Regions from separate parts of the Mus musculus genome. Here region 1 is linked to region 2. A link is a loop called in an ENCODE intact Hi-C map of the cell type or tissue named here. Cell type or tissue: left cerebral cortex. All regions are shown on one strand. Each heading gives the region's core, and the rest is flanking DNA. Links, peaks and the distances in the headings are about the cores only. Region 1 has its middle 21 kb from the start of Rasa1. Region 2 has its middle 150 kb from the start of Rasa1.

The links. Peaks named below come from ENCODE experiments on the same cell type or tissue, not always from the same donor. Only the 100,000 strongest peaks of a DNase experiment are listed, where the experiment ranks them.
Region 1: a loop joins it to region 2, with 7 times the contacts of the local background. A loop is called at or near these places in 4 of 42 quality-filtered maps.

What each region holds. Positions count from the first base shown.
Region 1 is chr13:85,302,543-85,319,142 of GRCm38, forward strand. No RefSeq gene overlaps it. Among named protein-coding and RNA genes, the nearest start is that of Rasa1, 21 kb to the left of the region's middle. In left cerebral cortex, for the core only: no CTCF peak of the experiment used is centred there; a DNase peak (open chromatin) is centred at 8,610.
Region 2 is chr13:85,429,144-85,445,743 of GRCm38, forward strand. No RefSeq gene overlaps it. Among named protein-coding and RNA genes, the nearest start is that of Rasa1, 150 kb to the left of the region's middle. In left cerebral cortex, for the core only: no CTCF peak of the experiment used is centred there; DNase peaks (open chromatin) are centred at 7,624, 8,041 and 8,918; H3K27ac peaks cover 357 bases.

The DNA of each region.
Region 1 (16,600 bases), core at 4,093-12,092, 130 kb before region 2:
CTGTTCCTCAGTTCCTGTGTCCTGGGGTCTCTGGGAAGGTCCCTCTGAGAGCAGAAGTGGTGGTCTTACCTATGCTCACAGGTGTGTCAGCACTGCTGGGAGACTTGCTCTCTCCTGGCAGTGGTATTTGGGTATGGAGCATTATGGAACAGGATCAGCCTGGATTAGGCTTCTGAAAGGGAAAAATTAAAGTTGTATTGTCTAATTTCATACAGCACCAGCAAATAGATAAATTAACACACTGGATGAAAAATGATCAGTTTGGGGGAAAGGTTCTAGTACAAAACAAAGCAAAAGCAAAAAAAAAAAAAAAAGAGCAGAGAAGAGGGCATTCACGCATTCACATAAGGTCATAAGCAATAGAAGCAGGCAAGCTTTCAAAGCCTTGGAGCAAGGGTTCTTTTCCTGAATTGATCCTCTTCAAAAGACCTTGTCTTAGTCAGGGTTTCTATTCCTGGACAAACATGATGACCAAGAAGCAAGTTGGGGAGGAAAGGGTTTATTCAGCTTACACTTCCATGCTGCTGTTCATCACCAAAGGAAGTCAGGACTGGAACTCAAGCAGGTCAGGAAGGAGGAGCTGATGCAGAGGCCATGGAGGGATGTTCTTTACTGGCTTGCTTCCCATGCCTTGCTCAGCCTCTTGCTCTCTTATAGAATCTAAGATTACTAGCCAAGGGATGGTCCCACCCAGAAAGGGCCCTTCCCCCTTGATCACTAATTGAGAAAATGCCCCACAGCTGGATCTCATGGAGGTACTTCCTCAACTGAAGCTCCTTTCTCTGTGATAACTCCGGCTTGTGTCAAGTTAACACACAAAACCAGCCAGTACAGACCTCCATGGTCTATACTGTCACCAGAGGCCATGTCTGTGTCTGTGATCTGCTCTGCTGCCATAGTGAGTGGATACCAAGTTGATGTTTGTGGTCCCTGATACCTCCTGAGGCTGTGTTGATATCGGAGGTCCATGCCCATCAGTGCTCTATGTTGATGCCCATCAGTGCCACTTTCAGTGAAGTGATGGGACAAAAAATTAACATAAGAATCAGTAGTCTTTCCATATACACACTGAGAAAAAGATAGGGGAAACGTAGCCTAATTGTCACAATAGCCTAAAAATATATCTAACATAAAAGATAAAGAAGCTCTACAGTGAAAACTTTAACTGTCTGAAGAAAAAAGTTACAGAAGAATAGAAGATGGAAAGACATATGCTCCCAGATGGGTGCAATTAATATTGTGAAAATAATCACACCAACAGCAATTTACAGATCCAACCCAATCCAAATTAAAATCCCCACCCGTGCCATTCTTCAGAGAAGTAGAAAAGGCATGTTTCAGTTTCACTTGGAAACACACACACAAAAAAATCAAAGGCAGCCAAGGAAATTCTGAGCAAAAAAGAATAATATTATAGACTTTTCTGTATCTGATCTTGTCATAGTGCAACAGCTACAGTAATGAAAAGAAAAAAGTATGGTACTTGCACAAAAACAGACACATAGATCAATGGAGAAGAACAAACACAGATTTCAGTTCATACAACTAAAGCAACCTGATCTTATAGCCACCAAAAATGCGCATTAGGAAAAAAACTGTATCTTTAACAAAGTGTATTGGGAAAGCTGGATGTCCACATGTAGAGGAATGAAACTATATATTATACCTCACCTTGCAAAAATCAACTAAAAATAGATAAAAAATATGAAACCTGCAACTCTGGAGCTACTAAAAGAGAAGGTAGGGTACATGTTATAATATAGTGGCCTAAGTGAGACTCAACTGGAAAAAATGAACAATGGACACTTCAATGAACCCCATGAAACTATAAAGCTCTGAAAATCAAAATAAACAAAATAGCAAAAGAAACTGTCAATGAAATGAAGATGCTGTCTACAGAATGAAAGAAAAACACCCAACAGAGAGTAAGTATTAGAATATTTAGAGAATGTGGGAGAGGGGGAGCATCAAGACACTAAACCCAGTAAAAAATGGACTATAGACTTGTACAAAGATTTCTCAATAGAAGAAGTCTGAATGCCTGATCAACACTTTATAAAGTGATTGATATCATTAGGCATCAAATTAAAACTATTTTGACTCCCCAGAAAGCAAGCAAAAGACTTATTTGGCCAATTGGGTAAATGGACACATTTAGGGGATAAGCTCATCTAAGCATTCAATGTATCTAATGTATGTGTTATAGATGTCAGGGTTTTAGCCAGAGATACACTAGAACAGTGTAAGGTATGCCAGTAAGTGAATATTTATGCAGCCAAGAGTAAACAGGGCAAAAGACCCAGGGGAGAACAGCCTGGAGCATATTGGTAGGTTGATTTTACAGAAATTAAGTTCGGAAACTATGGTTACAAATACCTTCTAGTGTTTGTGGATACTTTCTCTAGATGGGTTGAGGCTTTCCCCCACCAAGCAGGAAACAGCTATCCTGGTAGCCAAGAAGATACTAGAGGAAATTTTCCCGAGGTTCAGAGTGCCCAAGGTAATTGGATCGGACAATGGCCCTGAGTTTGTCTTTAAGGTAAGTCAGGCATTGGCAGAGATATTGAGGACTAATTGGAAGCTCCATTGTGCTTACCATCCCCAAACCTCGGGGCAGGAAGAGAGAACAAACAGAACCCTAAGAGAGACCTTAACTAAATTGTCCTTGGAGAATGGCACTGACTGGGTGGTGCTCCTTTTCCTAGCCCTGTTCTGAGCCCGGAACAGCCCCCTACCCATTTTAACCTGACGCCTTTCGAGATTCTGTTTGGTATCCCAACTCCCCTGGTGTCTACTGGGCCCTCTCTAGAGGTATCCCAACACACTGATAGGAACCTCTTCTTGAGGCTCCAAGCCTCAAGTCAATACAACATGAGATTTGGCCCAAACTGTCTGCCTTAAATGCTCCAGGAATGCCAGAGACCCCCTCACTGCTTCTAGACTGGTGACTAGCACAGATGCTGGAACGCCAGTGGAAGGGACCTTCCTGGTGCTGGTAACCACTCCCCAGCTCTCAAGGTGGACTCTATTGAAGTCTGGGTGCATGCTTCCTATGTGAAACTTGCAGACACCCTGCTTCCCAGGGACCCCGCTGGATGGTACAGAAGATGAATAATCTGCTCAAGCTAAAGATCACTCGACCTTGATCATGACTGCCTAGTGGTATCTTTGGATTCTGGTTCCTTTCCCCATCCTATGTGCCCATCTGCCAAACCTGTTATAGCACTCACTGTCTCCCTTGTGTTGGGATTGGGGGTGGCAGAGCAGCCACCGGGACTTCTGCTTTGGTCTTACAAGAGAAAAATCACGACAGTCTGAGGGCAGCCATTGATTTAGGTATAGAGAGAATAGAAACTCCCATCAGTCACCTTCAAGAATCATTGACTTCATTATCAGAAGTAGTACTACAGAATAGGAAATAGGAGGGGATTAGACTTAACTTTTCCTCTAGCAAGGAGAGCTATGTGCTACCTTATCTGAGGAGTGTTGCTTTTATTTAGACCACTCTGGAGTTGTTAAACATTCAATGGCTAAGGTGAGAGAAGGGCTAGCCAAGCAGAAGAGAGAAAAAGAACAGAGTTGGGGATGGTTCAGGTCTTGGCTTGGTTAACCACCCTCATATCCACCTTGTTACTCCTAATTGTTTTCCAGCTACTGTTGACTTTTGGACCCTGCATATTGAACAAGCTTATAGCCACCATAAAAGAAAGAATGAGCAGTACAGCTGATGGTCCTGTACCAACAATATAAGACTCTGAGGACAGGTCCTGAAGAATATGAGCTAGTATCTCAGATCATAGTTTCAGGATTGGAGCTTGTACAAGAAAAAGTGAGGGATGAGGGGCCCTTAAGTGGTTTTCCAGTCCCACACCCTCCTTACAGCTTCCCCCTACTGCCTGGGGCCAAGGCTAGGCCAGGTTCCATTCTCCACCCACAGGATCATTCTTGAGTAAAAAATTCTCAGAATGTACTGACTGATAGTCACCTGACCCTCTGGAAAGTCCCAAGAAGAGTTCAAAGGCATGCCATGCTTGCTAGCCAATAGATATAAAGGACACTATGCTAAGCTAATAAGTTTGAACCATAACCTTGCCAATGTAACCTGTGCCCCTAAAAAGTATAAAAACTGTTTGTAATAGTCATTTGTGGTCACCTTCTTTGTAACTCTCCTTGAGGGACTAATTGAAGGTCAACCCCAACATGCTGGAAAATAAACTTCTTGCTTTTGCATCGGAAAAACAAAATGAAAAACAAACAAACAAACAAACAAAAACCTCCAAAAACTATTTTGAAGTTTCTTCTCACCCTGATCGATCAGAATGGCTACCATCACAAACTCAAACAGCATAAAATGCTGTAGAGCATATAGGAAAAAGAGAGCACTTTTTTAAATTTTAAATTAAATTTAATTTAATTACATAATTCCCCTTCCCTTCAATCCTTCTCATGAGCCCTTTCCCTCCCTCATAAATCCATATTCTCCTTTTCTTTATTGTTATATATACACATATATATACTATATATGTGTATATAATACATATATAATGTATATAGAGAGTGTATGTATATATAGAGTATATATATATATATATATGTATATGTATGTATACACACACACATATATAGTTATATGATTTCAGGACTAACCATTTGGAATTGAAAAACCCAGTTGGAGGTTCATCTTTACTTCCCTTAGCTTCCTGTAGTTCATGGTTTAAAGGTGGTATTCCATAAAATTTCTCCCTCCACATTATCATTGCTATTGGTGCATTCCTGGTTCAGGTATTCACTAGGCAGCCATATTATTGGGATATTATGGATGAAACTTACCTGTAATTTCTAGAAGACACAGTCTCACAACAGGTTTCCTGGTCCTCTGTATTTTATAATTTTTCTGCATTCCCCATCCCCTTTCCATGATGTTACATTAGCCTTAATTGTAGCTGTTGTGTTGTAGTGTATCCATTGGTGCTGGGAATCTCACTATCATGAGTTCTCTGCATTTGGACCAATTGTAGTTCCCTTTAATACTCTCCATCTGTTGCAAAGAGAAGCTTCTTTGATGATGTTTGAGAGCTACACCAAGCTGTGGATATAAAGATGAGTATTAGAATGCAATTAGCAATTATGCTGGTTTAGTAAAGAAGAGGTAGTAGGCTCTCTTCTAAGATCTATTACCTCACTAGTCTGAAAAAGTTGGCTATGCTACCAGTAGTACCAGGCATGATTTACCTCCTGTTGAGAGGTCATAAATCCAATTAGACCTATAAAAAACCAATAGCTGTTGTTCCCTCCAAGATATGAGTGCCTGTATTACACCCTTAGGGATATCTTGCTATGGGAGTCATTGTAGTTCATAGATGTCACAGCTATGAAGAGCTATTGGTTGCTTTGCTTTATGAAAGACCTCTTACTCACCTGTTATGGAAAAAGAATGACATAGGAAGAAATACTATAATGATTAAAAAATCAGCCAGACATAGTGACACATTCCTATAATCCCAAGTCTCAGGAAACTGGGAGAGGATGATTGTAAATTCTCAGGTCAGGCTAGGCTACATAGAAAGATCTTATCTCAATAACAAAAAGAAATGCCAAAGCCATCTTCCTGTTCAACTCAGAAGTCTAAGTATTTATCAAATGATACACGTCAGTTTTTTTATGTTCACCCAGAAACCTCCAATCTTCCTTCTTATGTGACAAGAAGGCAATTTCTGGGCTCTTACAGTCAAGCTTTTCTGAAGCTTTATAGAACCATTTCCTGAGAGCACATTTGATTTCATATTTAAATATTTTCCAATTTTATATGTCATATTTAAAAAGAATATAAGACAAAATTCCAGTATTAATTGCAATTCAACTGTACACTTAATAGCATGAAATAAACTGTGTCTCTTCAACTAAAATTTGCATATATACTGTAGGTATACCTATATTCAAAATAGATTTAAGGTGATGTTGTAGACCAATATACCCTAAACTTACTTTCTTGAAATAAACGTAAGTGGAGATATACAGTCAGACTTCCATATTTATAGGTTATTGATCTATATATTTAACCAACTGTAAATTGAAAATATTTTAAAATTTTATCTAGGTTAAATGTGAAGAATGAATTTTTTATTCCCTGCACATTATAGTATAATAAGTCTTTATGTAGCACAATAATGAATAGAGTTTTACATATATTCTTGAAAAAATGCAAAGTATATGGAAGTATTGCATATACATTATTTTATATTGTTCATGAATTTTTATATTCATAGGGATATTGGAATCGATCTTTATGAATTTTGAGAGATTACTATATAAACATCTTAATACATACATTTCCTTTTGTTTTGCACTGTAGGGGGTGGTTCTGATGCTTTGGTCAGGAGTTTGCATGGGAGCACTGATGGTCTTGTTCCCCAATTGGTTCTTGATCAATCAGTAAAGCTGCCAGTGACCAAGCTGGGCAGTGGTGGCGCATGCCTTTAATCCCAGCACTTGGGAGGCAGACGCAGGTGGATTTCTGAGTTCAAGACAGGGCTACACAGAGAAACCCTGTCTTGAAAAAACAAACAAACAAACAAACAAGCAAACGAACAAAAAAAGATGCCAGTGGCCAATGGCTGGGCGGAAGAGTCAGGACTTCCAGGTTTCCACAGGCAGGCTAGAAGACATAGGAAGAAGAAAGGAATTCACCATGCCTCAGAAGGAGAGTCACCAGCCATGTGAGATCTCAGGTGGAGTGGCCATTGGTTGCTTCCCCAGGCAGGAGATTAGAAATGTAATTAAGCTAAGGGCAGATTTAGAGTGTTGAGCAAGGAGTAAAGAAAAGGCTGTGGAAAGCTTAGAAGACACCAGCTACTGAGCTGTAAGGCAGGTTAAAAATGAGCTCTGTGTGTGTGTGTGTGTGTGTGTGTGTGTGTGTGTGTGTGTGTGTCTGTGTGTGTGTGTGTGTGCACATGTGTGTGTGCGCATGTGTGTCTTTCATCCATGGATCCAAGGGAAACCAGGGTTTTTAGCTCGATTCCCTGAAGCTTAAAGAGAGGTAGTAGAAAAAACATGGTACATTGCATCAATATTTTGTTTTTATTTAAAAATATACTAATGTCTAATTAATATCAGTGAAGAATACAAAATGTGTTATTATTAAAACTTAGGTGTAAAACCACAAGAATTTAGTGAGTGGTAACCATCACTTGTGTGGATACAGCTGCATATAATGCCCTTAGGGTCTGGCATAGGTAGTACTTGGTAGAGTTAGAAGTTGGTGAAAAACATTCAGCTGAAAAGCCAAAGAAAAGCCAAAGAAGGAGCAGTCTCTTCAGGTGCTTATGCTGCGCTAAAATATGAATTTAGTTTCAGTGACTAATCTATTTCTCCACATGGTTCCATGATCTGTTCTTGTTATAAATATATCTTAACTTTAGTATGCATCATACTAAACTGTCATTCATGCATCCATTCATTCCACAACTCTTTATTACATATATGATATAAGATAGTATTTTATTGCTTTATCACAAAGTATTGCTAATATTGCAGGATAAAAGAATGCACATTTATAAACTCAAAAGAGTTTGTACTTAATTCTGTGCTCTAGGTCTTAGCTGGCTGAAATGTATTCACTGACTTTACTATTGGAGGCTCCGTTTCTTACCTAAGCTTGTTTATATGTTTGCAGAATCCACTTGTCATTGTAGGACTAAAATCCCTGATGCCTTACTGCTCATACACTGGGGGCTGTTTTTAGCTCTTGTCTACTGCTCTCTGCTCCACAGGGCCATATTTACAATGTAGCTGCTGCTTTCCATTAGGTAGTCAGTAATTGGCTTTGTGGTATCTTTTTACAATTATCACATAAAACTGAGTTTTTACAGATCTCTGTGATGATGTCAGACCTACGTTGATGATCTAATCATAAGGTTAATTATTTCAGACATTAATTATATCTATAAAATACCATTACATCAATATATAAATTAGCATTTGTGCAAGTCGGAGGAAGTATGAATGAATACATAAGAAGCAGGGAATCTTGAAGAACCATTTTGTAATTCTGACTTAAAAATCTGGATTTTTGCAATGTGTCCCAACACTCAAGATACAGTGAAAAGAAAAAAAAAAAAAAAAGGAAAAAGACATAAATTCCCACCTATATGGAGCATACTTTCTAGAAAGTTGAATTAAAACACATTTGTGCCATTTTTTTCCAGCATCCTATTTTGGGTGTTTGAGTCATTATAACAGACCATACATGTTTTACATTTCTTATTTCTTGTTAGCATTCAATTAACTTTATTTTTTAACATATGACATTTTTTTCTGTTTGTGTTTATAATGTGTCTTTCGCAAAAATGCCTACACTGAGAATTTCTTATTTTAGATTCACAGAATTTCAGGATTGGTAGCAGAGAGGGAAATTAAAGGTTATTTCATGATTTATTAGCATTTACGGGAAAGGAAGTTGAGTCTCGTACTTAGTAAAATACCAGGGTGCTAGTCTAGTTCTTTTAGATATATTGACTTCTCAAGTGATAACAGATGTGGCCATCTCTAACGAGTGCCTTTCTTGAAATAGAGCAGAAACTTAAATAGCAGGAATGGGCAGGATACCAAGAAAACGGACTAATCAGGCAGATGGTGCTGTTCTGTGGAAAGTCTGAGTAAATCCTAACTGAGCAGTGAGCTGAATAGGCCCCTGGAGCATGGGGAACTCGGCCTGCTTTCTTTTAATGCCTCTTTATATTACAATAAACCACCAGGTCAACATACAGATCTTTCTGTAGGTTATATTATAAAATTGTGTTGTCTCCTTTGTTATAATATTACCTTTTCACAAAAGCGAGCTTTTGCCTAAAACCTAACGTTTTCATAATTAAGATGTCATAATAGATTTTCTTTTTCCTTCCAATACATTTTTGAGTCTCTGCCATACTTTTGACATCTATTACACCTAACAGCATTTAATCATTTTGATGTGGATTATTTTTAAATTTATTATAAATCGGTGTATAAATAACATGGTTCTGCCTATATAAAAATAAAAATCATGGTTAACTAAAATGTATTTGGTAAAGAATGGAATTTTGCATGAAACACAGGCAAAAAAAAAAATACTAACAGGAAACCAGAAATGGAATAAAAACACAAAAGGTATCTCTGGCACAGTGCCCTGGAAGTCAGCAGCCATGGCCAAGAGCATGAGGTAATGTCAGAAATAAGAAAACACTCTGGACTGGATTTTTGGCACTCTGACTCTAAGATCATTAGTGTTTGTGTAAAATACGGTCTATACAGTGGTTATAAAGATGTGTGTTGAATACTTTATCTTACCTCTATCTCACTATCCTCTGGTAGGACACAACAATAAATGTGCGTCCTAGGGAAATTAGGTTCCTGGAATTCATGCAGTTACTAAATGGCAAAGAAGCCTCCACAACTGGCTTATCTTTTTCTTTTAACCAAAGACACTATGGATGAATATTAGAGGTCAGAAGAGCGTAATAGCTGACTTAGTAAAAATTGAATTTGTTTTCATTCATTATCTTAGTATATATGCACCCTGCCATCTGGATATATTCTTACCTCAGCAAACCACTCCTGCTTTGCAAGGCAATGCTTTGGTGTTAGCATTATTACATACCCACCTCACCCCCAAATCCTTGTTTTCAGTGTCTTTTGAAATATTGTGATGAATTTGCATCATTTTGTAAAAAATTTCCTAGTTTTGTTTTTCCTGAATCAAGTGAAAGAAATCAAAATATATAACTATGAAACAATGAATGCTTTACAAAGGAGCGCCATTCATAATAAATTCATGATGCTAAAAATGCCTTCCTTAAACATTGAAGTAAAGCTACAAGAGATAGGAGGAGTACCTTGCAAAGGCGATTAAAAGGACACAAGTCTGGGGGATGCACTGTCGTCTGCTCTCCTTTATTTGTCAAAGAGAGTAGCTGTGATAAGACAAGAAGAAAGGATGAAAGGAAGGAAAAGAGGGAGGGAGAGAGGGAGGGAGGGAGGGAGGGAGGGAGGAAGGAAGGAAGGAAGGAAGGAAGGAAGGAAGGAAACAAGCAAAAAATAAATAAAAACCCTCCCACAGTTGTTTTCTGTGAGTCTTCCTTCTGTCACAAAATGAGAGCTGTGGGGAGATGGCTCAGTTTAGGAAAGTGTTTGCTGTGTAAGCATAAGAATGGGAGTTGACAGCACTTGGCAGGCAGAGGCAGGCAGATCTCTGTGTTCCAGGCCAGCCTGGTCTACAGAGTGAGTTCCAGGACAGCCAGGGCTACACAGAGAAACCCTGTCTCGAAAAAAAGAAAGAAAGAAAGAAAGAAAGAAAGAAAGAAAGAAAGAAAGAAAGAAAGAAAGAAAGAAAGAGAAGGAAGAGAAGGAAGGAAGGAAGGAAGGAAGGAAGAAAGAAAGAAAGAAAGAAAGAAAGAAAGAAAGAAAGAAAGAAAGAAAGAAAGAAAGGGAGCCGAGATACCTAACATCTATGAAAAAAAGTCAGGTGCAGTGTATACCCATATAACTCCAGTACTGAGGAGGGACAAACAGGTGGATGCCCTGAAGTACCCGGAGTGTCAATACAGTGCATTGTAGCATGGATAATTGCTGAGTTCTAATGTCAGTGAGAATCATCGTTTCAAAAGACAAAAGTAAAGTGGAGAGACTGAGAAAGATACCAGACATTTACCTCTGGCCTATATATTCACATGTACATACGTGTACATACACACAAACATACAGATTATACTTTTGGAAGTATAAGTGGGAGTTAATGGAATGTGTTATTAAATATTTGAATATTGATAATGTATTATATCATATGATGCATACTTCCTCCTACAGAACAAAGAATCTGATACTGTATATACATACATATACATACATACATACATACATATTCCAACACATATAATCATACACACACACACACACACACACACACATATATAATATAAGGAAGTCTTTGATCTGGCCTAACACTTCTTTCTTATTTTTTTAAAATAATTTTTGAATAAACTTCTAAATGATACGCAGCATTCCTTACAGTTAAGGTATAGCCATAAGTCTGAATGTAGACAATGAAACATTAGAGAAAGTAGTGCTGGTTGCTTCTAGAAGAGGTGTATATGACTTTTTGTGATCCTTGTCCTTCTGGATGCTGGATGTTGATTCTCAAGCTGTTCCTGGTAGGCATGGACCCTTTCAGTTATATCACCCTGTTGATGCATGAAAGAAATTTCCAATGTATTTTGAGTGAAATTATTACAGTAGTTTAGGCTACCTTAACAAAGAATACACCTCTAGTGGGTATTCTTGATTGTCATCTTGACTACATCTGGAATTATGTAAATCTCAAACTGAGCACAACTGTGAGGGTTTTCGTTTTTTTAATTAAATCATTTGAAGTGGGAAGATAGACTTTTATTCAGATCTTTTGAGTTGAGAAGATCCACCTTTAATCTGGTCCACACTTTCTGCCAGCAGCCTATATATGTCATCTTTATAAGATGAAATTTAAGGTCATTTTTTCTTATGCTTCAATTGTGTTAAGATAGCAAGGCCTTGCTGTAGTAGGAAAGCTGTTCTCTGAGGGTGTTATATTGCTCTGGCTTTTGACGATTATGTTCTTATGCTGGCCTGTGGACATCTGGTTGTCCCTGGATGTTTCAGTTGTAGCAATTATTGGTAGGGAGCCTAAACTTGATGATTCTAGTTTGGCAGGCCTCTGGTGGGTGTCTTTGGGCAGGACAATGGAACTCAGGGGTGGTGCAAGCCTCCCAGCAGTTGGGTGTGCACTGTGAATACTGGACAGAAGGAGATTGAGTTGGGGAACTCAGGTAGAGTTTTGGTTGGACACGAAGGTCCTGGGTTCAGCAAGCTGCTCAGGGGAGCTAGGTGTGGCCCACATGATAAATCTTGAATAATAATTTTACCCTTTAAATTTATCGTTTGTTTTTTTTTTTTTTGCATCAAACTTGGAACAAAAACATCTGACTAAGTTCACCTGAAGTTACAAAGACTCTCAGATCAGATTTTAAAAGCCAATGCTAATTGCTAAAAGGGTCATTCCATGGCAATGACAATGTCACCATGGGCCATCAATATCTGTTCTCTTTTGAGTATACAACTAAATACCTCTATAAGTCTCTTATTGGTACTATGTGACCAAATTTTAGGTTAAAAAAAAAAGTCTATGTGACATTTCTAGGTTCTGGTAAGCTACCTCTTTAAATGCCTTATCTCTCTGTTCCTCTTTCTATTCTGCCGTGACTTTGTGATTTGAGGATGGAGATGGGTACCCTATACTCTTATAGACTTTCCATTAATTTCCTTATGGATTGTAGTAGGATTTTTTTTAATAGTTATTCCATCTCTGACTCATTATTGTGTATTAGATGGTGTGGGTATGTGTTTAAGAATGATGGTAAACCTAAGATATGCCTTTACATTATAGAATAATATTTCAGGGAAATGCAGTATTTCATTCAAGTATTAGAGAAAGCACACCAAAGCTTATCTTGATCTTTAAACTTTAAACTAGTAGCATTGTCTGGGAAGACTCATCTCACTAAGTGAGAAGTATATTTTCCAAGGAGAAATGATACCAAAAGTTCTCTAATTGTTTATGAACTCATTAACATACATTATTTCAAAATACAATGAAACCAAAATAAAGTATTATTTAATTTAAATTTTTTAAAAATTTGAGTTTGGTTTTTATTCTACAACCCAGACTGGCCTTGTAACAGAATTTTCCCTGTCCAATTAATTTAATTATTAAAACAACAAGAAGCATGTGATTGAATAGGAAAAAGAGAGGTGGAGCTAAGAGTTGCAGAGATGGGGAGCAAAAGACAGAGGAGGAGGAAAATGGAGGACGAACAGGACGATTCAGATTCCGTGTGGCTTTACATAGCCACAGGTAGATAAAGTATCATATAGGGAGAGAATAACCCGGATAACTTGTCTTATCTATGTGGGCAGCTTATATCATTATCAATTGGCTCTGAAATCATTTTGTGGGCATCTTGTGAGTTGAGAATATATATATATATATATATATATATATATATATATATATATATTACTGTTTAATTATAAACTTCTAGAGTTTTGATTTTATTAGGTTACTGGGAATTGTGACAGCTTATTGCAAGGTAGGCGGTCATTGCATGGGTCTGGCATGGCAGCAACCCGCCAAGGGAACTTGGTGAATTGGGTGGAGATGACTCAGGAACTCTGAGACAGAGACTATGCCAGGATGAGAAAACCCATTAGAGCCATGTGGCCCGCTATTGTCCTGTGTAGCACAGGAACTTGCCTATTGTTTAATGCTTCCAGCAACATGGCCCCACATTTGGGTTTCCCAGTGCTGTGATTATTATGTACCACAGTGACTGCCTTATTTTAAAGTTTTATAAAACAAAAACAAAAACAAAAGACTTAAAAGCAAGCTCAAATAATATTAATTCAATAAGAATGTAAATTTCACTCATTACCTAAGAGGAATAAGCTCATGTCTGAAGAGATGACATCAGAGAAATTGAATTCATAGATAAAAATCCACCAGAAATACAGGTAGAAAATCCAAAAAATTTTATATAGATTTTCCAGTGCTTCAAAACAGGTAAAAATGTAATTGACTCCAACTCAATTCTTCAAGGAATTATAAAGGGCAATCGGCAGATTCATCTGGAATAACAAAAAACCTAGGATAGCAAAAACTCTTCTCAAGGATAAAAGAACCTCTGGTGGAATCACCATGCCTGACCTAAAGCTGTACTACAGAGCAATTGTGATAAAAACTGCATGGCACTGGTATAGCGACAGACAAGTAGACCAATGGCATAGAATTGAAGACCCAGAAATGAACCCACACACCTATGGTCACTTGATCTTTGACAAGGGAGCTAAAACCATCCAGTGGAAAAAAGACAGCATTTTCAACAAATGGTGCTGGCACAACTGGTTGTTATCATGTAGAAGAATGCCAATTGATCCATTCCTAACTCCTTGTACTAAGGTCAAATCAAAGTGGATCAAGGAACTTCACATAAAACCAGAGACACGGAAACTTATAGAGGAGAAAGTAGGGAAAAGCCTCAAAGATATGGGTACAGGGGAAAAATTCCTGAATAGAACAGCAATGGCTTGTGCTGTAAGATCGAGAATCGACAAATGGGAACTCATAAAGTTGCAAAGCTTCTGCAAAGCAAAAGACACCGTCAATAAGACAAAAAGACCACCAACAGATTGGGAAAGGATCTTTACCTATCCTAAATCAGATAGGGGACTAATATCCAATATATATAAAGAACTCAGGAAGGTGGACTCCAGAAAAATCAAATAACCCCATTAAAAATGGGGCTCAGAGCTAAACAAAGAATTCTCAGCTGAGGAATACCGAATGGCTGAGAAGCACCTGAAAAAATGTTAAACATCCTTAATCATCAGGGAAATGCATATCAAAACAACCCTGAGATTCCATCTCACACCAGTCAGAATGGCTAAGATCAAAAATTCAGGTGACAGCAGATGCTGGCGAGGATGTGGAGAAAGAGGAACACTCCTTCACTGTTGGTGGGATTGCGAGCTTGTACAACCACTCTGGAAATCAGTCTGGCGGTTCCTTAGAAAATTGGACATAGTACTACTGGAGGATCCCGCAATACCTCTCCTGGGCATATATCCAGAAGATGTCTCAACCGGTAAGAAGGACACATGCTCCACTATGTTCATAGCAGCCTTATTTATAATAGCCAGAAGCTGGAAAGACCCCAGATGCCCCTCAACAGAGGAATGGATACAGAAAATGTGGTACATTTACACAATGGATTATTACTCAGCTATTAAAAACAATGAATTTATGAAATTCCTAGGCAAATGGATGGACCTGGAGGGCATCATTCTGAGTGAGGTAACCCAATCACAAAGGAACTCACACAATATGTACTCACTGATAAGTGGATATTAGCCCAGAAACTTAGGATACCCAAGATATAAGATACAATTTGCTAAACGCATGAAACTCAAGAAGAACGAAGACCAAAGTGTGGACACTTTGCCCCTTTTTAGAATTGGGAACAAAACACCCATGGAAGGAGTTACACAGACAAAGTTTGGAGCTGTGAAGAAAGGATGGACCATCTAGAAACTGCCATATCCAGGGATCCATTCCATAATCAGCTTCCAAATGATGACACCATTGCCCACACTAGCAAGATTTTGCTGAAAGGACCCAGATATAGCTGTCTCTTGTGAGACTATGCCAGGGCCTAGCAAACACAGAAGTGGATGCTCACAGTCAGCTATTGGATGGATCACAGGGCCCCCAATGGAGGAACTAGAGAAAGTACCCAAGGAGCTAAAGGGATCTGCAACCCTATAGGTGGAACAACAATATGAACTAACCAGTACCCCCGGAGCTCGTGTCTCTAGCTGTATAGGAATCATAAAATGGCCTAGTCAGCCATCACTGGAAAGAGAGGCCAATTGGTAGAGCAAACTTTATATGCCCCAGTACAGGGGAATGCCAGGGCCAAGAAGTGGGAGTGGGTGGGTGGGAGAGTGGGTGGGGGAGCATGTGGGGGACTTTTGGGATAGCATTGGAAATGCAAATGAAATAAATACCCAATTAAAAAAAAAGAAAATGTAATTGAACATACACTAAAAGAAATAGAATAAGATGGTTAAACAAAGTTTCTACATGTAAGAAAGCAAGCAAGAAAACAAATGCACAGCAGATGTGTATATCAGCTGCTAGCTACACTAACATGATGTTGGAATATTATCCTAGGAAGTGTATGACTTTCTTTCACCAATACTGTTCTGTTACATATTCACAGTCTAAAGCTATGTTCATTGATGTGTTTTATGTCAGGAATAAATTAACAGGCATATAAAAGCCTCAGAGACAGAAACAGACTCACCTCATATAATGGGAACTTGGTGTATTACAAGTTGGGCATTTTAAGTTAGAGATAAAGCACACACACACACACACACACACACACACACACACACACACACACACGGACAGATACACGGACAGATACACGGACAGACACATGGACAGACACTCGGACAGACACACAAACACAGACACACACACGGACACACACACACACACACCAACACAGACACACACACACACAACCACAAATAACGCTGGAACAATTGAACAGCCATATGATAAAAACAAAGAATAAAGCAAATTTCTATCTTATACTGATTACAATACTATATTCCTAATGAATAAAACTTATGTGTAAAGAGCAAAACTCTAGAAATGTAAGAGAAAGTTAAGAAAACTAACTACTATAGGATAGAGAAATACTCCCTCTCTTCTCCCTCCTTTCATTCCAACTAAGCTATACTTTCAGCCAGTAAAGATTTCTTATTCCAGACACAACAGCATAAACTATTGCTTAGATTTCTTACAATAAAAAGTAAGATGTACATTACTTAAGATAATACTTTAGATTCACCTGCAAGTGTGAACTAGATCTATACACATTGACATAGCTCATTTTCAAATATATATTTTTAATTCAGAAGAATATTAGTACAAAGATGATACACTATATAAATTCAAGTGCATATA
Region 2 (16,600 bases), core at 3,474-11,473:
GGCTGGAAGAAAGAACCAGGCTTAACTTCTACAGAACACTGCTCATCAATTCAAAAAAACATTTACTAAAACCCAGAAGCAAGACTAATATTATCCTTATATTTACCTAAATTTGCTTCCAAGGTGGAGATGTTGATTAAGCATTTATGTTCACAACATTATTTCAGACCGTTGTAAACGCTGTAGAGAAAATGAATTGATAACAGAATGTGCCTAATGTGGGGGTGTTGTATGGAGGGTTCTGAATGAGAAGATGGTTTCACTCAAACCTGGATGATGGAGATTTAGAGAGAGATTTCCATACAGACACATTAAAAAGATGCAGTCTTTGAGAAGGGACCACATTATGCTCAGGTAAGGGTACAAAGGACATTATAACTGAACACAGGTCAGAGTAATGAGCAGGAGAGCCAAGTATCTCTAACTTTGAGGTCATGGCAGATTAGAACTTTGGTATAAGCATAATAGGAAGACAAGGAGCATTATAGGACAAGGAATGAGACAGTAGTCATGAGTAAAAGCATCCACATTTGCTATTAGATGGAAGTTCAATTGCAGATGGACAAACTTAGAATCAAGGAATTTAAGTATGACTTTTATAGGAGAGAAGATGTTTGGCAGCTGTAGTGCTTAAAATGATGGTCATTGAACAGAGACAGCACTTAGTGGTAAGTAATTTCATGATGCATTTGAGGGGCAAGGTCTATTTGCTAAGAGTGTGGAAACAGTGAATGAGAGGAAGAGAAGAATCAAGCATTTTTTTTTATAGGATTTGCCTTGAGGAGCTGGACAGACAGAAGGATACTTACTGCAGGAGAGGAAATTAGAAATTCTATTTTTATCACATGAAGTTCGTGGTAATTTGTAGTTGCCCATGTTATTCCAAGTCTATATGAAGCCTCAGGAAACTCAAAAACTCCGTGGGTTCTTGTTCCCTGCAGAGATGCAGCTAAGGGCAGGACAGAAGGAAAAGTCACTTATCTGTTCTCTCACCAAGGATTTATAGACAGTGACTGTCATAAGCACTTAGTCTTAGCACATGTGACCACAACAATAAACAGGACAGACTGCTGTTATGCATTAAGGTTTTCTCCTTTCAGGTTCAGTTTCAAGAGTGTGGGTGAAGGAGGCGATGACTCACTTCCGTTCTGTCCTAGCTAGTTCAAGTCTGGCAGCCAGCTTGGTCTCTTCACTGGAACTCAGTGGAAACATTCAGAAACAGACTTAGTGGCCTGAATAAACAACATCACCTGCCAAAGTCTTAGAATTAAAGAGAAAGAAAGAAAGAAAGAAAGAAAGAAAGAAAGAAAGAAAGAAAGAAAGAAAGAAAGAAAGAAAGAAGAGGATGCACAATGAATGCATTTCCTTTCTCCTACTTATCTAATACTTTATTTTATCAGTTACTATTTTATAAAATATTAAAATAATGTCTGTGAGTTTGTGTGGTTTTGAGAAATAATTAGATAAAGAAATAATTGAAATTAAGTGTGCCAAACAACCACCCAAACATTCCTGAGTAATTGGTTATTATCATTTCCTTGGAATTTAATTGGGGCAAACTGAGTTTTTTGAATCCAAGAAAATACCTGGTGCTTCTCAGTACTGGGACTGGCAGATCTTGAAGCTATTCTTTAAATTTGGGAGCATTTCTTTGTTTTGCAATAGAGTAACAAACCAAAGAAAGAAACATAGAAGCAATGTCTTTATGCTTTGAACTAATTAAAATTCAGGTAAACAAAAACTGGAGCCATAAAATAGAGGCAGGCTGTTTGCTCAGTTTTCTTGCCATCCTGCTTCCCTCCAAACTGGTTCCTCCAGTTTGCCTCTAAATGATGCTATCATTGGATCCGGTTGTGCCAAATAGAGATTACTGTGTGTTGTAGTCATAGTCTGGCTTCCTGTCTGGTGAAGAACTATTTCATGGTAATAAGAGCACCAGCATTAGTCAATTAGTCTAGTATTTAAGTTCTGGCACTGCCACTCACAGGCTGGATCAGACTCTTGTTCTCTCTCTGTACCTTCATTTCCTTCTCATGTTTATCTGAGACTTAAGTGAGCTAATATACGTAAAGTAGTGAGAACAGAGTCTGTCCCAAGAGAGGCATTTGTGCATATACCTAAAACTGAACCTAGTGCCAGAGTGTTCTAAGCTTTGGAATAAAGCAAGGGCAAAATAGACAAAAGACTACAAAGAAGACCAGTAATATGTTAAAAGTAGTTTTAACCTATGAGTGCCTTTTAATCAGGGTTCATAGCCTACCTCAATCCTCATCTGTTTCTCCAAAGATGCCTTCCCAAGCAGATTTTCCAGAGCATTGCTTCTCTGTGCAACTCTCTCCCCTGCCCTGGTCACACTGACCTGCTCACTCTGAATCTTCCTTTTTTCTTAATCATCTTAGGCAAGCGTACAGTCTCTGACTCTGGCACAGATGTAATGTAGACTCCTATTGAAGGTTTTGCTTAGATCCAAACCTGAATCTTCAGAAGCAGATTTGTGGAAGTCTGAGAGTGGTAGGCAACAGAGAACCTGCTGGTGGACTGGTTTTGCAGCAGCATCCTTTTCTTCGCCTGCTAATGCTTTTCTGTTTTAATTATTATTTTTCTTCTTTCTTCCTTTCTCATGCTTGTACTACTGATCTTATGTAAAATATAGTAATCATGGTGCCAACATAAAAAGCATATCTTTCATTAGATACGCCTGCTGTTGCAAATTGAGAGAACTTGCCCTGCTCTGTAACTCTGTGAACAATATTTCTACTAATGTCCCTCTTCAAGTTATTCCCTCTCATGTCTCTGCATATACAGCTTTACTAGAGTATCTATTAGTAAGAAAACTCAAGGAAGCTAAGATCTGAAGCCAGGCTGGAGATTCTCAATGCGTAGATCTGAATTCCTTTTGTGTTATCTCTTTCATCTTTTCCTTAACTCCTGACTTATATATTGGATAATATGTTTGGATAAAAGTATTTATTTTGATGCACAGTTACAGAGATGCACATCACCTGGCTACATTGCTTTGGGTATAAGAAAGGATGAGAGAACAGGCCTGGCTTCTTCATGGAGTGGGGTTGGGGATGGTCCAGGGCACAAGGTGAACCCTGCAAAGGCAGCCCTGCAAAGGCATGCTTCCAGTGACTGAAATCTAAGGAAGTCCACTTCCCAAGAGCCTACCTATTCTTCCTTGATTAATATGCTGTGTGAGTACATGATTTAGTCACATACTAAAGGTGCCACCAACTGCACAAGTCTTCCACACAGAATCCTTTTACAAGAATACCTCCCGTCCACCCCTTCCTTCTTTTCCTCCATCCTTTCTTCCAACACCTTTTTTTCCTTCCTCTCTTTCTAGATTAAGATACATCTAGACATCAATTCAAAGAAGGCATAAAACTTGAACATAATCATTTTAATACATAAATTACAATGAAATATAAAATATAATTGCCTTATTTATAAGTTTACATGGGTTATTATTATTATTATTATTATTATTATTTTGGTTTTTTCAAGACAGGATTTCTCTGTATAGCCCTGGCTGTCCTGGAACTCACTCTGTAGACCAGGCTGGCCTCAAACTCAGAAATCCGCCTGCCTCTGCCTCCCGAGTGCTGGGATTAAAGGCATGCGCCACCACCGCCCGACTTACATGGGATATTATTTTAAAAGTAATTTGCCTTTTGGTATAGCATTGGAAATGTAAATGAGCTAAATACCTAATAAAAAATGGAAAAAAAAGTAATTTGCAGTAGAATCTTGTGGGCTTAATTTTTAATTTTTCGGTTTAAGTAGAAACCAAAGATTGCACATAGGCACTAATATGTGTAAAGAAATTACCAGACTGTTTTCTGCGTTTTTTAAAATTAAATATTTTATTTATTTACATTTCAAATGTTATGCCCTATCCTGGTTTCCCCTCTGAAAAACCCCTTTCCTATCCCCCCTCCCCGCTCCTGCTTCTATGAGGGTGCTTCCCTACCCACCCACCCACCTACTCTGACCTCCCTGCCCTGGAATTTCCCTACACTGGAGCATTGAGCCTTCACAGGACCAAGGGCCTCTCCCCCACTGATGCCAGACAAAGCCATCCTCTGCTACGTATGCAGCTGGAGCCATGGTTCCTCCATGTTTACTTTTTGATTGGTGATTTAGTCACTGGGAGCTCTGATGTGTGTGTGTGGGGGGGGTGTCTGGTGGGTTGATATTGTTGTTCTTCCTATGGGGCTGCAAACCCCTTCAGCTTTTTCAGTCCTTTCTCTAACTGCTCCATTGAGGTCCCTGTGCTCAGTCCAATGGTTGCCTATGTTCTTAAGTGATTAGAGGGTAATTGGTTCTTTGGCCTGCATGATCTACCCTGTGTAGGTAAAATAAGTTGTGGGAACATTATCTGGATAAACATGGGAGATGTCATAGGAGGAAGAGAAGATGTAGAGGTAATGTTTTGCAGAAGACTCAAGAACATTTGGGGATGAGTGCTCAGATTAGCTCAGAGCCTGGGTAGAGAGCTTGACTATTTAGGACTCTTAAAGAATAAGGGAAGCAATGAACCAAAAGACCCAGAAAGAATGTCCACCCATCTAGATAGACTGATATCTTCATAGTGGTAATGGAACTCTATCAAAGGAGAGTCCTGATAAGAACAAGAAGATGAAACTTAAGAGTTTACCATATTTTGGCAACATATTCATATCATGTCTGCCTACAATGAGACCCTCATTTTTTGTGAAGAAATAGTAGCAGGTAGCAACAAGTAAATTATCACCCACTTGTCAGAAAGCTGATCCTAGAAGAGAAGAAATAGAGAAACTGTACAAGGAAAACTAGAAACGAGAAGCTATGTGGAAGTTGAGAGAACAAACAGTTGTGTTCCTTTACATCAACCATTCTCATGAGTCTCGAGACACTTTGCTGTAGTTTCTGTTGATACATTGCATTGTTACTTGCTATGGCTTCATTTTAAAATCTGCAAGTGGATCCCTGTTGGTTTTATTTAAGTTGAAAGGATCATGATTAGGACATTAACCTGTATATGTCAAAAGCTATTAGTGTCCTGTTGTCCTAGGAAATTGAACTACAGGCACAGTGAGAACTGTATTTCCTCATTTTATATAACAGAGGTGGAAAAAAGTTTGGGCAGTTTCCAGTAACTTGGACTGAAGATAAAATAAGGTAGAACAGACAATTTTTAATAGATTAATAGGATTTATTATTTAAAGTCCAAGTCGCTGAAACAATAGGTTCCTTTGAAAACAATGGCCTACTGTGATTCTTTTCTTTTTTGTGACAGACATAATAGGTGAGTTCACCTCTTTTATGCCTTCTGTAGTCCTTATCTACATAGTCACCAGTGTCACTGTCATGTTCTAATCTGTAAGAACAGAGTAAAGAGGTCAAGAGGTCAACCAAAACGTGAGTGGTGTGGCTGCACACAGAGCTCAACAACTTTTGCTATTCCATTACTAAAAGAAAGAGGGGAGCATTTACTTTGTAGTCGGCAGAGACAAGAACTTAGCTGAAGCATTAGTTCCAGAATAAATTGCATGGTTGGTTTAATGTACCATTTACATCTTTGTTATATGTATTTTTTCTTGTTGAACATTTTGTTTCTAATTCATAAAAAAGTGTGTGTGTGTGTGTGTGTGTAGGTGTAGTGAGTGTTTTCCTGAATCACTTTTCCATATATTTTTTGAGACATGGCCTTTCATGGATTATGAAGTTCATTGACTTGGCTAAACTAGGTGTGCAGAAAGCTTAGAGGATTTGCTTATTTCTTTCTCTCCAAGCACTGGGATTACAAGCCTTTAACCTCTATTAGAGATAACAGCTGTTACAGGGCTGATGGGATTGAACACAGGCATTTATGCTCTCATGGCAACCACTTTTGCAACTGAGATATCTCCAAGCCCTATTAAAAGATAATTAAAAATTAAAATTAAATGCCAATTTAGTTGGATCTGATTGCTAATAACTTTAGTGAGTTTTAGAGAGCATCGTCAACTTTAGGCTAGTAAATGCCAATCGAGAGCTCTAGGTGAACAGGCAAAGCAAGTGTTTTTACTCCGATAAGGCTCTGTCAATCAGAGGCTGCTATTAAAAACAGAAATATATGCCGGCTAGTGCTTGCAAGTTGTATTAAAGAACAGAATATGCAAGGCAAACTCCTATAATTCACTTAATCCTTCAAAAATACTGAGTGATGACTCTGGTGGGGTGGTGGAAGTCAGCAAGCACAATAAAGGCAGTGAGACAAATGAAAGCTCTGTAAAAGCAAGAACCCTGATTGGAAGGAACTGGATTTAATTGTTTGCTTTTCATAAGCAACATGACAAGTACTGCCTTAGTAGCACATAAAAACACATCCGAGTTTAAGACAGTAAAAATTCTACTTTTCCACATTTATTGTTTCTATCTTAGGTTTATGAGTCAGGAGAGAAGACACAGTCCTCATGCCTGACTCCTGCCTGTGGATATTGTCCATTGATACACAGCAAGGCCCTGGACAAGTCCACGTCTTCTCATCAGATACATCTTGCCTTCAAAATGGCTCAACCAGAAAATGTTCCATGGGTCACATGGACAAGATTCTGAGAAGAATTAGGAAAAAGTGAGGTTGCTGAGGGAAGACAATTAGGAAACCGTGCTGGGGAAGCTGTTCTTTATTCTTCACAAAAAAATCTGAAACTTGCTGGCTTGGAATCTTTCTGAATTCCAAGGTCTGTTGTTGCTCTAGTATTCTGAATGTCTCTGCCATCAGCTTAGTCTAGGTCCATGGTGTTTCTTTGACCTATGTGTTATAGCTATTAAAAAAGTATTTCTGACTGGAAAGATGGCTCAGTGGTTAAGAGCACTGGATGCTCTTATAGGGCATGAGGGTTCTATAACAAGCACCCACTCAGAGGCTCACTATCATCTATAATTCCTGTTCCCAGTGATCTGATACCTTCTTTTGACTTCTGAGAGCACCAGGCACACATGTGGTACACATGCAGGCAAAACATTTACATACACAGACTGCTTCACCAGCCTAGGGGTTGTCTTATGATCACCTACATCTGATCTGGTTCTGACAAACATATGTGCATAAACTTATTTTCTGCCCAGTCTTGCATCAGGTTCTCCAAGCTGGCTTCATCATGTATACCTGTCATCTCATGTGGTCATAGGGTAATTTGAATTGTATGAAACAAACTAGGAAATGATATGAAAAATGGGTAAAGAGAGATCAAAAGGAACTTAAAGGCAAACAGTCAGTGTTGCAAACTGTTGAATAAGACCTTAAATATGGCAGTAGCCCAGACTGGATGACACCTTGTAATGCCAAGGAACTGTGACCACTAAATTTGCGGATAATTAAAAGGAAACAGTGTGGGTTGAGGAGGAAGTGTTGGCAGAGTTAGTTGACTGTGGAGACAAATTGTACTGATGAGCTTTGGGTTCAGCTGAGAGATCATGTCTCAATAAATAAAGTGGAGAATAACAGAAGACCCCCAACTAGCCTCATGCTTCCAAGTGTACACGTGCACATACCCTTTCCATGCAAAAAGGTGTATACACAGGTATGTGTGCTACACACAGAACATTTAGAACAAAAAAATTCTACAAAGCACAGGGTATGATGCCTGGATGGCAGCAGCACATGTGATTTTATCATGTAACAAGAACACCTCATTTACACACTGTCATTTCATTATTAAATTCTGTGCTTTAGAAACACACTGCAGCAGATGTTTTAGAATAAATGCCCATGTTTTTGATACAGAGGAACATGCATGTGCATCTATCCTCTAGATCGTTTTAAAGGTTCAGCACATAGAACATTTAAAGCTAGTTACTTGTTTATTTTTCACACTATATTCTTGTACAGACGTTATATCTGGAGTTAAAAAAAAAGCACGGGGCAGATTTATAAGGACTTAAAAAAAAAAACCCTAAAATTTGAAAATGTCCTTTTACCATATAGTATCATGTTCACTTAGTGTAGAGATGTAGGAAAGGAAAATATCTTTCTGGGGAAAAGAGTGACACCTGGAAACCGTCTGCTAGCTTCCAATAAAAGCATTTTGAAAACTGCTGATCAGATGCTATGCAAATGTGCTTCTATTTAGCATACGGCACCAAGTACACTGAATCCTGCTATTTTGATACACATCGAAAAATAACTTCATTACTCATTTTAAATTTTTATATGAATATTTCTTATTAAATGTGCTCTGATAAGCTTATTAAACAGTAAGTTATCCCCTATGGGTCAGTGTTATTGTCCTGCTCTTCCCCACCCCACCCTACCCCCAGCTCTCTCAACCTGTCTCACTGACACCATTCCTTATTTGGAACTTTATTATCTTCTTGCCTCCTTCTCTTCTGTTCACTTGGACTGCCAGCATGATACCAATTGCACCCATTACACACTCAAGATCTTGCTTAACATTAATCCTCAAAGGGAAGCAAACACTGTGTAGTAGTTCTCTTCATCCTGGAAGTCAGAAGAGAACACTGTTCAAAGTCTCCATACTTAATACTTTCCTCAGAGCACAGAAAAAGCAGAGGAAATAGATGACTGTCATATAAATCTAAAGGAACGCTATCTAAATGCTACTGTTAACACACATCCCTATGAGGCAGTACTTCTAAGAAAAGAAGGACGATGTGCAGATAAACAACAGCATCCAGTTGGGCTGGGGTCCTTGCCTTTCTGATCTCAGTAGCAGAAGCTACACAATGTTCCTAATTAATCATACAACTTTAAAGAAAGATCTAGAACAGGCTTTAGTTTTTTATAGTAACAGGAACATTCTAAGGAATAATTATACTTTATGCTATCTCTATATTCATGGTGTGGAGACAGGTATGGTATAAACAAGTCTCTTAGCATGCCCAGCTGGAGACAGTGCATTCTGCTCCCTTCCTTTCCACCATTGTTATCTAAGGCAGATGGAAGAGGGTTATTTAAAGGTAACTATTTTTGTGATATGGGAACTATTTCAAGTGGGTTGAAGTTGCCAACTGCCACATAGTTGAATCCACAGATGAGTGTGAGAATTATTCCAATGAACTATTACTGACAAAGTTTTATAAATTAGACCTCAAATCATCAGCATGGTAGAAAATAGTAGAAAAGTTTTTGAAGAAAGGAAAACAACAAATCCCCTTGATAACATAGAAGAAACTGTGTGAAGTAAATATAATCTGTTATTTTAAGTTGTGATTCCATTGAAAGTCCTGCAAGGATTTTGTTTTTCTCTTCAGAATACAAGCCATGTGATTGGGGAGGGGGGGTTATCTATAATGAAAGGAGAAATAAGAGCCATGTCATTTCTGATTATAGGAAGAAAAACACTTACATGATCCCATGATTTTCAAACAGGCAGTGAAAAGGTCAGCTCAGGAACTTTGGGAAGGTCATGAAATACTTGGCCCTCCTGAAGGGAAAGGTTAATTAACATTTCTCAAACCACAGGGCTGGAACCAACCTGCAGGTGGGGATACATTCCTCAAGATTGACTGTTGCCCAAGGACTTCAAGGGAAGTCCTTGTCACCTCATTCCCTAACGACCAACCAGTTTAAAGGGTGCACTGTTCCACCAATCATATTGTGCCTAGTTGCTGGTGCTCTATTCTGACCCTGGAAACCATATAAAAACTCTCCAAACAGGCACCAGGAGGGAGTGGGGGTGGGGGTCTCCGCCTCTCCTTCAGGTCCGGGATGACCCCACTGCACTGGAACAATAAATTCCTCTTGCTTTTTGCATTGATCCCTGCTCCATGTGATTCACTCAGAGGGTCCCTGGTAAGCTAAGGCTCCCCAGATTCTTATAGTAGGAGGCTTTTAGGAAATGAATCATAGAAACAAAGTATGTATAAAACAAAGTTTTGTATAAATTTAAAGTGGACTTAGTTAAAAAGGAAAGGAATGCTTGTTAACATAGATGAATCACAATATATTCAGGAAAATAAGGAACCTAACTATTTCAAAATGAAATGATTTTACTTAAAAAGGTGCTAAGTCCATCATTTCACCTAGACAACCCTATTTGTATGGACAATGGGGTGCTGAATAAATTTCTAGAAGCTTGCTTTTATTTAAGTTGTTATCCCATGAAGAGATACATTTCAAGTTCTGTCTTAATTTTAGTGGAAGCAACATCTACATCCAGAACAATTATACTGCTGACTAGTGAAGAGTGCAGTGACATGCTGTTATCAACAAGTAGAACTCCTGTGTGGTGGATGGAGCAGGTACTTCAGGGGCTTGCAGGCAGCTATAGAGGAGTTCAGAAAACAAGGGCAGAAGGAATTTTGTTCCATTTTGATACCAGCGTTATGGCTTCACAGTACTTAAATTCAAATCTGGAGTTATTTTGTGGTGTTTCTCCCTTTATTCTCCTGTTATCTCTTTTCAGTTCTCACAAGTGGCTAAAAGCTGTGCTATTTTTCTGCCACTGTTGTTTCACAGTGATGAACTAGGAGGCTAATTATGCCAGCTTTCATCTTGTTCAAGAGACTAAGCACCTGGAGTTGTTTTTCTGAGGAGTGATTTGGCCAGAACAAGGTAGGCCTGTGAAATTGTGTTTCTTGAGGAGATTTACAGATGTGATGTGATTACAGCTGGCCATTTATGAATTGTGTGTAAGTCCTCAGACTGGTAATTGTGAAACATTTAATCCATTGTCTTTGGCCTGTGCTTCCTGAAGACAGGATGGCTGGAGGTGTTTGTAGCTGGCACCTAGCTGCGCACTTAGACTGTGATTATGCCAGCAAAATGATGTTCCTGGAGGAATGTAGACCAATCTCCAAAGCTCATGCCCCCATCTCAAACCACATGTGACTGTGAATGCATGTATGGGCATGTGTGCATGTATGCACTCTTGCACATGCATGAGTGAATATTGATTCTCTCTCAAAGGAGTACAGATCCTCACATTAAGCCTACCATGGAATTTCATTATAGTGCCTTTCCCAGTACTGTCGATGGGCTTTGGGTTAGCCCAAGACAGTCCTAACAACAACTTTCCAGCCGATGTTCACAATGTTGATTTAGGGATTCCATATGGTAGTCTGCCAGGCTTAAGGATCTTTATAGGTGTAACTTAATTCATAGGAATCTAGTTGAGGCTCAGGGATTAGGATGGTGGGTATGGTTCTCTAGGAATCCTTGAAGTCGTTCCTGTTAAATGGTAAAACCATGCCAGGAAGCTTGGTAAGATAGAACAGGTGGAAACCTGGAGACTTGATGGGCACATACCCGAGACTTAGGTGAATCCCTGGTCCAAGTCAAATTCCCTGGTACATATGCCAGACTCCCCAGGAAATTTGACCTGAGGACATATAGGCTCAGAACAGAGTTCTCCATGCTAATGAGGTACGTAGAGGCCCTGAGGGCTTAGCCAGTAAGCTTTCCTTCCCAGACTTTCCTCCTTGAAAACAGTATTTAATCTCAGGCCCACCCTGAGAAGGGGGTACAGTTCAGTATGTATCCATTCTTCTTAATGAACAGCCAGTAAACAGTTTAGACCATGGATTGTCTTTTTCATCAAGATCCACCATGGGGAGCCATAGAGAAGTCATTCAACGACACAGCTGCAGCTAAATCTCCTGTAGACAACCTCTCTGTGCTTCCAGCCTGCCTCCACCAAGCTAAGGACAATCACTGATGAGAAAAGCCAGTGCCCCCCACCCTGTCTTTGCTCTGGGCTAGAAGCTGTCTCCAGCCCTCCCCTGTTCTCAGATCTTCCATGACTCCCAATGGTACCTGGATGTCCAAGAGTCAGAGAACCCCATGGCCCTGCCCTTATCACAGGCCCAGGGACCCCTGAACCAGATCTAGCTTTCCCACAACTCAGATTTGCTTTTCCACACACAAAGTGGTATCTCAGTGCTTCCCTATAGCCCAGCACTCGCCCTGGTGTCGGATAAGCTAAGTGAAACTCCCAGAGTTCTGCCTCCCCAAGAGGCCGTGCCCAGCTGCAGGGCAGACTTGGACTCACAGTTCTTAACCTACTCGTCACATCACAATGGCCCTTTTACAGGGGTCTCATAATACCATCCTGCATATCATATATATATATACACACACATACATACATACATAATGATTCATAACAGACGCAAAGTGTCAGGAAGTAGCAATGAAATAATTTAATGTTTGGGGTCACCACAACAAGAAAAAGGGTCACAGCATCCGAAGGCAGGAGGGCTTTAATACAGTGGTTTTCACGTTTTTTCCTCCTATTTGGCTGACTACTCCAGACTTAATGTGAGGTGAGGTGCCTCTGGCAGTGCACTTGGGTCAACACTAACCTGTTGTTCCTATACTACCTCTTGCTCTTGCTGGCCCCTTGTCTCACAGAGGTGCTCTGGTGCTTTTTAACAGTGAAAGTGTGTGGAGCAGGACAGCAGTTTGCCTTCCAGCCTAGTCTGCTTTCTGGACTCAGACACCAAGGCTGAACCCTGTTCTTCTCCTCCTCCTGGCTCTTTGTTTCCAACCTCTATCTGCAAACTCTCTTAAGTGCAGAGCCAACTCTGCAATTCTTTTTAACACAAGAGAATTGAGTGAACCTTTTGAATTTTTAGCTTTCCCCACAATCTTTTTCAGAATGATATGCATGAAGATTATGAAGCAAAACCAGAAAAACCCCTCCAGGAGCAAGGCAAGAACCGTCTCAGCTGCAGTAGGTGTTATTTTGTGACTTCCTTAAACAACATTGCAAGCCCATCAAAATCTGCTGATTTCTCTATTTCTTTAGAAGTGAGTTACCCATTATGCCTAGGCCACATTGGGTGCCACCTATAGGCTTAGATTTTTTTCAGGGTCTACTTTATTTAGGGTTCTTAAACCCTTCAAACTCACTTCTAACCCACCCAACAGAGGTTGAAGAGGAAGGTTAATTGTAAAAGAGGGTTGTGGACAACTTTAGTAGTAGTTCTTTGGGTGTGATTCTATTCTTCAGTATCACGATACTAGTAGTCCAGTTCAATAGCAAACACCCAACATGAATCAGTAGCAGTGGCTGGATCCAACAGAAACATCAAGGCTCTGTCTAATCAGCACAAGTCAGCAGAAGCTGGAATACCAGAAGTTCTTTGGCGTGTTTTACTCCATGACATGAAGACTACTGAAAACCAGTGAAGAAGCAAGACAAGCAAAGTCCAATGAAGGCCCTCGAAGAAGCGAAGCCTTGCACAGCATAGCAATTCAAGGGCATCCTTTCACTGTTTGTGGGGTTCCATTTATAGTCATCTGTTTTCAGCAAAACATCACATGCTCTCTCACAAGATAACTTCCAGAAAGACATAATGTGGCAGCATCCAGAAAAACATCACATGACACAGCTTCCAGACACAGCTGAGTTGTTAAACCAGAAGTTTCCACGTTGACCAAAGCAGCTCAGTAAATCAACAGGTTCTCCAGCACAGACAAGAGTGAGGAGTAAAAAGAAAAAAGACAATTTGATAACGTTGTAGCATGACCCCAGCCAATTCTGAGGCTGGAGCAGGTTTATTTATTTATTTTCCCAGTCTACTTTTATACCACTTTAAGTACATGCAAAATGATAATATCAGCTCTGGATCAAGGAACAAGCAAGACAATAAACAAAATCCCCTAAACACCTTTCTATGGACTAGTCAGGATTACCAAGACAAAAGGAATGCCACATAAGCCTCCACTGAGGCTGCTCTGAGTTTTGCAAATGTTAATGTTCTTAATCTGGGCCTATTTTCTGAGTCCTGGCCCAAAGTCAGATTCCAGCCTTGAATTTCTTTCTTTTATCCTGGCTCAATATCTACTTTCCTGTCAAGTGTCTAGAAGCAAGCAGTCCCAAAGAGCTCTCCACAAGAGAAGGGAAAAGGACTTGCTGGGAAAACCTGGAGTTTGCTTTGCCCTGGCCATCAGAACCTTTAAAAACCAAGGCTCCTATTTTTACAGATACACACCATTTTTTCCCCATCATTTTACTTAGTTCTAATATTTTATAATTTATCTAACAGATGTTAAGGAAATCTTAGGACTGACAATGGAAACCCCATACAATTTTACCTTTTCTTTAATCAGTTGAATACAGATGATAATATTACTAGTAGATGTTGGGATCACAAAGGTGACACCCAGCAGTCTTTCTCTTTCCTATGAGGATTTCACATATGTTGAGAAATAAGAAAGAGAAGTGACAAACAGATGGAATGTATCATGTAATTATTAACAAAGGCCATGGTGGCAGGCATAGCTGTAAGTCTTTCCTACCAATCAGGAAAATGCTGAGCCAGGATACTCAGAAAGGCTACCAGTGTAGAAGAGTGGTACACAAACAGTGTGGAAGAGAACACAAACAGTGTTCTTTGTGATTTCCATGGACTACTAGTCTTATTTGATGGTTTTAGAGCTTTATTGTAGAAAGGAAGAGAGAAGGTAAAAAGAAAGAGAGGGGCAGGCCATGGCCACGTGGAGAGAATGGGAAGGGAGGGAAAAAAGGAGAGCTAGAGATAAGAATGAGAGACGTGAGAGCTTAAGAGAGCCAGAGTTCCTCATTCGACATTTACTAACCAGAAAGTAAGGTTCTGACAAGGACAGACAGTGAGTCCAAATATGGAAAGCTGCAAGCACACGGAATTCTAGTTCTCGATAGACCCTCTGTAATAGAATCATAACCTCCATCTCCCGCTTCTTGCATGCATTGTGGTATTTGATGAAAATAAGCTGCTTCTGAAGCCACACACTGGGGAAGAGGAGAGATAAATTAGAGCCTGCTTCTGAATTCCTTCTGCCTCTGCATTGCCAGATTCTCGGCCAAAGTGTGACTCTGGAAACACATGCCTTCCAGTGTGTACAAAAACTTCAGGATGACATGGAGGAAAACTGAGTCCACATAGAAAGGCAGGTAATCATCCCTAACTGAAGCCAGTCCTTTGGGTCTATAAACTCTGTGAAGGATGAATACCAGCTATCTTCTGCTTTGAATCACAGCCTAAATGTGTCTTGCTAGAAGGACAAATACTTTGGAAACACTTGGTATCATCCTTCTCTCAAAGATATGCAGTGTTCTTTGGATTCTTACAAACACCAGACTGTTATGTTACCTTATTAAGACTCAGAATTACTAAACTGAAGAGGCACAGAAACACACTTGTTTCTCAGTGCGTGTACTTCATTTTCGAGGTGAACCAATCCCTGTGGTCTTCAAGTGTGGGAAGAACTATTTTCCCTTAAATCTCATTAAAACTAAACTTGGAAATGGGATAGAAAAGGAATCATTTGTAAATTAAAATTCATATCTACTTATAGGCACAAAATGCTAGTAACAACAGCTGCCTCTGACTGTAGTAACAGATTTATCATAAATCTGGGGACAATGGGCTTCTTTTATTTTCATAAATAAGCAGAGTGTTGTCTCGGTTTGCTAGAATAGTTCTTGTGAAAATTAATAAAATGAAATCAGCTTACATTTTAATGTTTTTGAGTGATGCTATACAGTGCTCTTCAGTGTCAAGTATAATGCTAGTACATAGAAACATTTGCTTGGTAATTATTTTTCTAATCCACATATATGTTCTTCAAAAATAATAATTTAATATTCAATCACTAAAGATGTGGGGATTCTGGATTGTCAGAGATTGCTGGAGAAGCCTTTGTCATCACAGCTATTAGATGGACTCAGGCAAGATAAAGATGCTTGCTTTAAGTCACTAGGCCCTATCAACATAGGCGAGGTCCATTTTCATATATGTGAAGGTTAAAAGAGTGAGGAAATGGCTTTTTAGAATATCTAAACATCTATAGTTCTCAGTAAATGAACATTGGATGCCATTTTCAACAGAAATACTGGATATCATGGATGGTCATTTTTGACAAATCTATAATGGACTTATATCCTCAGACCCACTCCCTTTCCCATTCTTCCTACCCTATGTGTTTTGTGAATTTGTTCTCAGTCAATCCACACAGTTTGAAAGAGCAGTATTTTCTGTAAAGGTCTTAGCAAAAACTGGATTGCTGGGTTGAGGCTAATGCTCCCATCCTGCTGCAGGAACTATTCATTTATCAGTATGACCAGGGAAGTTAGTTAGGATTATGTTTTCCAAATCTTAAAGCTGATTTTAAGTGATTTTGCATCTTTTTGTTGGCTGTATACTATTTTTCTATTTTTAAATATACTTTTATTTTATGTGTATAAGCCTATTGTATGCAAATGCATCACTTACATCCTTGGTGCCTTTGGAACCAGAAGAGGTTATCAGATTCCCTGGAACTGGAGGTACAAATGGTTGTCAGTCACCACTTAGGTGTTGGGAATTAAACTTTAGTCTTCTTTAAGAGTAGCCAGTGCTCTTAACCACGGAGCAATCTTTCCCGCCTGATCCATTATTCTCATATTCCCATTATCCCTCATCTTCTTCAACAACTATACTTAAACAAAAGAAGTATTGTTATATTTAAGGATGCTTATGAAACTCAAGAAGAACGAAGACCAAAGTGTGGACACTTTGCCCCTTCCTAGAAATAGGAACAAAACAACCATGGAAGGAGTTACAGAGACAAAATTTGGAGCTGTGACGAAAGGATGGACCATCTAGTGATTGCCATATCCAGGGATCCATCCCATAATCAGCT